Regions from separate parts of the Homo sapiens genome. Here region 1 is linked to region 2. Evidence: chromatin contacts called from ENCODE Hi-C data. All regions are on one chromosome and are shown on one strand. The core of a region is the stretch at or near the end of the contact, and the rest is flanking DNA. Distances in the headings are between cores, read along the strand shown. Region 1 overlaps LOC124903083 (a long non-coding RNA gene). Region 2 has its middle 89 kb from the start of SCARB1.

Region 1 (3,319 bases), core at 568-3,067, 4.1 Mb before region 2:
TTGAGATGGAGTCTTGCTCTCTTGCCCAGGCTGTAGTGCAGTGGCACAATCTCAGCTCACTGCAACCTCCACAGGTTCAAGCATTTCTCCGGCCTCAGCCTACTCAGTAGCTGGGATTACAAGCACCTGCCACCATGCCCGGCTGAGTTTTGTATTTTTCATAGAGACAGGCTTTCACCACTTTGGTCAGGCTGGTCTGGAACTCCTGACCTCAAGTGATCTGCCCAGCTTGGCCTTCCAAAGTGCTGGGATTATAGGCATGAGCCACCATACCAGGCAGCCTTTCATTATTATTATTATTATTTTTGAGACTGAGTTGCACTCTTGTTGCCCAGACTGGGGTGCAATAGTGCAATGACGGCTTACTGCAACCTTGGCCTCCCGGGTTCAAGAGATTCTCCTGCCTCAGCCTCCGGAGTAGCTGGGATTACAGGCACCCGCCACCACGCCTGGCTAATTTTTTATATTTTTAGTAGAGACAGGGTTTCACCACGTTGTCCAGGCTGGTCGTAAACTCCTGACCTCAGGTGATCTACTGGCCTTGGTCTCCCAAAGTGCTGGGATTACAGACGTGAGCCACCACGCCTGGCCTCATTATTTTTAATTGATATAATAATTGTTCATAATTATGGGGCATAAGGTAGGATTTTGAAACATGTACTTCTATGAGATCAACTTTTTTAGCTTCTATATATGAGTGAGAGCACATGGTATGTATCTCTCTGTGCCTGGCTGATTTCACTTCATACAATCAGTTATTTTGTATTAGTGCTTCTGTTCTTGTTCTTTGTATTCATCTTCCTTGATCTTTCCTGTAAGGCCTAATCTAGAAAACAAATACACTTATAATTACCAACGAACTATTATATGATTACAGTTTAGGCTAAGGTTGCTTACAAGGAATTGTGAAAGTGGTGGTTAAAATAGGATCTTAGGTGTGGTCACACCATCTTGCGCTTCTTGCAATAGAAGGAAGCAGAAGTTCATTTTCTTTCACTTACTCTCTCTCTCTCTCTTCACCTCCCTGCTTCTATTGGCGAAGCCCAACTTTTGCACGTCTTGGGGGTTTTTTAAACACAGGTGGAAAAGTACGCAAGAAACAGACGTTGCTACTCGCAAGGGTCAAATAAAATGAGTGCCTGAAACAAGTCAAATCAAAATCAGCTTCCTGACCGTACACTCTCACATCCTCTGTTAAAATAAATGCAAGTCATTCTGGGAGCTGAATTAGTTCATACTAAAAGTAGATTAGTGTGGCTTTGGTTTAGGATCAAGGATTTAACACCTGATTCTATTCCGTTGGTTGCCTGTGTTTTTATTGATTTCACTTTTTATACCTTCTGCTTCTATCAAGAGTATTTGTAGCCAGAAAGAGTGGTTGCAACAGTGACTCCTTGAAGTAAATAGAATTTATGGCAACTCTCTGTACCCAAGGAGATTCAAAAGATGTGTGGCATGGCCTGTGGCTGTACTATGGCTAATGACTTATGCTATGGCCTGATGCACAAAGGTGAGGGGGCCTATCCGAGTCCCTCCCTAGGGATCTGGGAAATTGGAGAAGCTGAAGCACTGGCCGTGAGTGCTGAGGCTGAGCTGAGCTGAGGCTGAGCTGTCATGACTCAGGGGGCAGGTGTTCAACAGTTGTTTGTTGAGTGAGTTAGTGATGTACAGATGGCACAGAAAGGCTATGACAGCTGCTTCTAACCCGAAGTTTTGAGGAAGCTGAAACTGTCAGTAAGGAGAGGCAACTGTCTGGCGGTGAGGAGTGAGCAACTCAACAGAGATGTGAAACTACGGCAGAAATGTCATGAAACAGCCAGAGGAGTCAGGCAGTCCCCTGAATGTCCTGTCTGTGACGGTTTCTCAGTTCACTGCCTTAAATCACACCCACTCGAGCTCTGCACTGGGTGAGGCTCAGGAGACAAAGTGGTACCAGAGAAGGGAGAACCCTGTGTTTCCAAGTCTAGTCCACACCACAGGCACCTTTGCAAAGAGTGTCCTTGCCCCTTTTCTAGAGGGCCCTTGAGGTGAAGAGCCAATAGACAAAAATGTTATTTTGGAAGACACGGTTACCTATCCCTTAGATGCCTACTGTATGGGTTGGGTCATTTATTAATTTTAGCTGCAAAGGAGAGACTCATAGGATCACTTTTTGGGGCAGAAGTATATTGCGAGCATATCCAATAAAGTGGGAGGAATCACCTTACATCAATTCTTTAGCTATACCATCACTGGGGGCTCAGTACAGGGGCTGCAAACCCAATCATTACAGAAGCCCAGCAGAAAACTCATGGGTCAGGCATGAGAAAAAAATCAGGCTGGCCTCTCTTGTTCCTTAATTTTTTTATTTTTTATTTTTTGAGACGGAGTCTCACCCTGTCGCCCATGCTGAATGCAGTGGTGCGATCTCGGCTCTCTGCAACCTCTGCCTCCTGGGTTCAAGCAATTCTCCTGCCCTAGCCTTCCAGTTCTTTTATTTTTTCCATTTTTGATAGAATTATGATAGGTGGCTTGGGGCCACAAGTAATACAAATAACAGAAAACCCAACACAGTGGCTTAAACAATGTTAAGACTTATTATCTCACTTCTCCCTGAGTCTCCTGTGCCATCCCCCAAGTCAGTCTCATCCTAAGCTGGTTCATCTCATGGTTGTCAATAGCCATCAGGAGCTATTAGAGCTGCAGGTTTCCTAACTCACATCCAGTTTGGGAGCATGTGCCTCGCCCACAGTCAGCCAATAAGTGGCCTTGCCTCTAGTCTGACTGGGTCAACTTACCTCATTTGTCCACTGCTGGGTCAGTAACCGCAGGCACCAGGGAAATTTCGTGTCCTGAAAGGTTAGAGTCTGCGTTCCTGAACTGGTCACCATGAAGAGGCATGAGACTAGTACTGGTGTGGGCTAGTTCTATCTGGGAACAAGGATGAAGTCAGGTTCTCCTGAGCTACATGGGAAGCTGGTGGGGACAGGGGTGGGTTAAGGAAGACAAATATGTGAAGAGAATCAGGATTGTTTGGAAAAAGAAAGAGTATGGATGTTGGCTAATTAGTCAATCATATCCATTACATTTTAGTACGGAATGGAGTTGCTGGCCGGGCGTGGTGGCTCTAGCCTGTAATCCCAGCACTTTGGGAAGCCAAGGCAGGCAGATCACCTGACTTCAGGAGTTCAACACCAGCCTGGCCAACATGGTAAAACCCCACCTCTATAAAAAATATAAAAATTAGCTGGGTATGATGGCAGATGCCTGTAATCCCAGCTACTTGGGGGGCTGAGGCGGGAGAAGCACTTGAACCTGGGAGGTGGAGGTAATGGTGAGC
Region 2 (2,861 bases), core at 281-2,780:
AAGGGGGAAGAGAGAGGGAGAGCGAGAGCTCTGTGGTGTCTCTTATAAGGACACTGATGCTATCAGATCAGGGCCTCATTTAATTATTTTCTTAGAGGCCCCATCTCCAGACACAGCCACACTGGAGGTTAGGGCTTCAACAGGAATTTTGGGTCAACACAAACATTTAGCCTATACCATCTGGATTGCCTTTCAAGTCTCAGGACACAATTGGTCAAAACTATATTACTATGTTTTATGTGACATATCAAAGTAGCAAAATTTTATTGGAATGCATGTCCTTTTGGTATGCATTTTATATATCTTTTTCATTTACAGATTAGAGTTGTGTGTGAGTGTGTGTACAATTCCATGAATTTTGACATGTTTATAGAGTTGAGTCATTACCCCTACAATCAAGACAAAACAATTTCATCATCCCCCAAGATTTCCTCATGTCTTCCCTTTGTTTTTGTTTGTTTTACAGTGGGCTCCCATAATTTTTTTTTTTTTTTTTTTGAGACAGAGTCTCGCTCTGTTGCCCAGGCTAGAGTGCAGTGGTTCAATCTTGACTCACTGCAGCCTTCACCTCCCAGGCTCAGGAGAGCCTCCTGACTTAGCCTTCCGAGTAGCTGGGACCACAGATGTGTGCCACCACACCTGGCTAATTTTTTTTTTGTAGAGATGGGGGTCTGGCTCTGTTGCCCAGGCTGGTCTCAAACTTTTGGCTTCAAGCATTAGTCCCACCTCAACCTACCAAAGTGCTGGGATTAGAGGCGTGAGCCACTGCACCCAGCCTGCGACCTGTGCTGCCTTCCTCCCACTTTGTAGGGAAGTCCCTCATCCCCATGCTTAGCCCTTGGCCACTAGCTATTTTTACCTTTTCCAGAATGTTCTAAATGGGATCTACAGCCTGTAACCCTCTGAGCCTGGCTTCCTTCACTCAGCACTGTCTCTAGATGCATGCCTGTTGTTGTGTGTAGCAATAGTTCCTTTCTTTTCACTGCTGAGCAGAACTCCATGGGGTGCACACACCAGTGCTTTTCAGCCGTTCACTTATTGAGGGACACGTAGAGTGGTTGCAGCCTTTGGCAATTGCATTAGTTGGTTTTCACGCCACTGATAAAGACATACCCAAGACTGGGTAACTTTTAAAGAAAAAAGGTTTCATGAACTCACAGTTCATATGGCTGGGGAGGCCTCACAATCATGGTGGAAGGCAAAGGAGAAGCAAAGTCATGTCTTACATGGGACCAGAGAAGAGAGAATGAGAGCCAAGTGAAAGGGGAAACCCCCGATCAAACCATCAGATCTTGTGAGACTTACTCACCACCAGGAGAACAGTATGGGGTTAACCGCCCGTATGATTCAATGATCTCCCACTGGCTCCCTCCCACAACATGGGAATTATGGGAACTACAATTCGAGATGAGATTTGGGCAGGGACGCAGCCAAACCACATCAGCAACTATGAACAAAGCTGCTGTGAACGTTCATGTACAGATTTGTGTGTGAAGGCGTACGTTCATTTCCCTGGGGTGTATACCTCGGAGTGGAGCTGCTGAGTCAAACTGGAGCTCTGCGTTTCACTTTTGGGGGACTGCCAGTTTCACAGTCGCTGTACCAGGCTGCATTCCCATCAGCTCTGCGTCCTCACCAGCATCTTGGTGTTTTCAGTTTTAAAAAACTTCAGCCCTTCGTAGTGGTTTCTCATTGTGGCTTTTATTTGCTTAGAAATACTTCTTGTCCTGAGATGAGTGGGACTTCCTCTCCACCCCCAATTAATTCATGTATCCGTGAATGACTGTCACGTATTGCTAGAATGAAACCAATTTTTACCATCAATTCTTTGTCCCTGCAAGTGCAGAGAAGCCTTGTTTTCATAAGGAAGTCACTGGGAGTGGAATTCTTATACTCCTTCTGGGTAGTATGCGAATGTCACACGGCGATCTGTCATTGGAAGCGATTCTCACTGATCTCCCAGCAGACAGGTCCGTTTGACCTTTCTTCAAATTTGTAGAAAGCAGCAAAGTGGAAACCACCGGCTTGCAAAAGCATTTCTTACCCAATCTTTAGATGGGTTCTCGAAACCTGTGTCCGGGAAGTTCCCTCTGATTGGGGCTGGAGGTCAGGGAGGCTTTGCCCGTTGGCTGTAGAGTGGAGGGGTGGGGGGTCTTGTGACCTGCCCGGGGAAATGGCAGGCGAGTGACAAGCTCAGGAGAGAGTCCAGGCCCCGAGGATGGTTCCCTTCAAACTCCCCATGTCTGATCCTCTGGGAAGCTGAGGCCAGCTTTGGTTATTTGATAGCCACGGTGAGGATTTTGACTTAATCTGTGTATGCAACACATCACAGACAGTTTTAACTCTTGCATTCAAGTCTACCTGCTCATAAAACAGAAAAAAAGACAGGCCCCAGAAGGCATTCGGTTTTTTTTTTTTTTTTTTTTTTTTTTTGGAGACAGGGTCTCACTTTGTCACCTAGGCTGGCACAATCACTGCTCACTGCAGCCTCAACCTCCCAGGCTCAGGCGATCCTCTCACCTCAGCCAGCCTCCCAAGTAGGTGGGATTATAGGCCTGTGCCACTACACCCGGCTAATTTTTTGTATATTTTTGTAAAGATGGGGTTTCGCCGTGTCGCCCAGGCTGATCTCCAACTCCCAGGCTCAAGCGATCCGCCCGCCTCGGCCTCCCAAAGTGCTGGGATAACAGGCATGAGCCACTGCCCTGGCCCTTAAGTCATTCTTGTGTTTGTGTGTGTGTGGGGTGTGTGTGTGTGTGTGTGTGTGTGTGTGTGTGTGTGTGTTCCCGAGGGACTTAGCCTCCCGTGTGTCTCATTGGGTGAACATCTTGCTTCTGAGTGAGGTTTGATTTTTTTGTAGG

Evidence for each region. A loop is a pair of places that touch in the nucleus more often than their neighbours do. Pooled maps may share reads with other maps.
Region 1: a pooled map shows a loop between it and region 2 (10-fold over the local background). The contact joins two enhancer-like sites. A Hi-C loop is called at or near these places in 2 of 50 pooled maps.

The regions. Positions count from the first base shown.
Region 1 is chr12:128,828,454-128,831,772 of GRCh38, reverse strand. LOC124903083 (a long non-coding RNA gene) reads right to left here. Exons shown (of 2, transcript XR_007063602.1): 2 at 2,327-3,319. Among named protein-coding and RNA genes, the nearest start is that of SLC15A4, 6.2 kb to the right of the region's middle. RefSeq lists enhancers at 1,253-1,362, 1,933-2,002. Within about 2 kb of position 1,817, at least 10 of the 41 ENCODE cell types and tissues checked have a DNase peak (open chromatin) inside an H3K27ac peak, as active enhancers do.
Region 2 is chr12:124,773,465-124,776,325 of GRCh38, reverse strand. No RefSeq gene overlaps it. Among named protein-coding and RNA genes, the nearest start is that of SCARB1, 89 kb to the left of the region's middle. RefSeq lists enhancers at 1,619-1,778, 1,839-1,888, 1,899-2,058 and a silencer at 1,969-2,263. Within about 2 kb of position 1,530, at least 14 of the 41 ENCODE cell types and tissues checked have a DNase peak (open chromatin) inside an H3K27ac peak, as active enhancers do.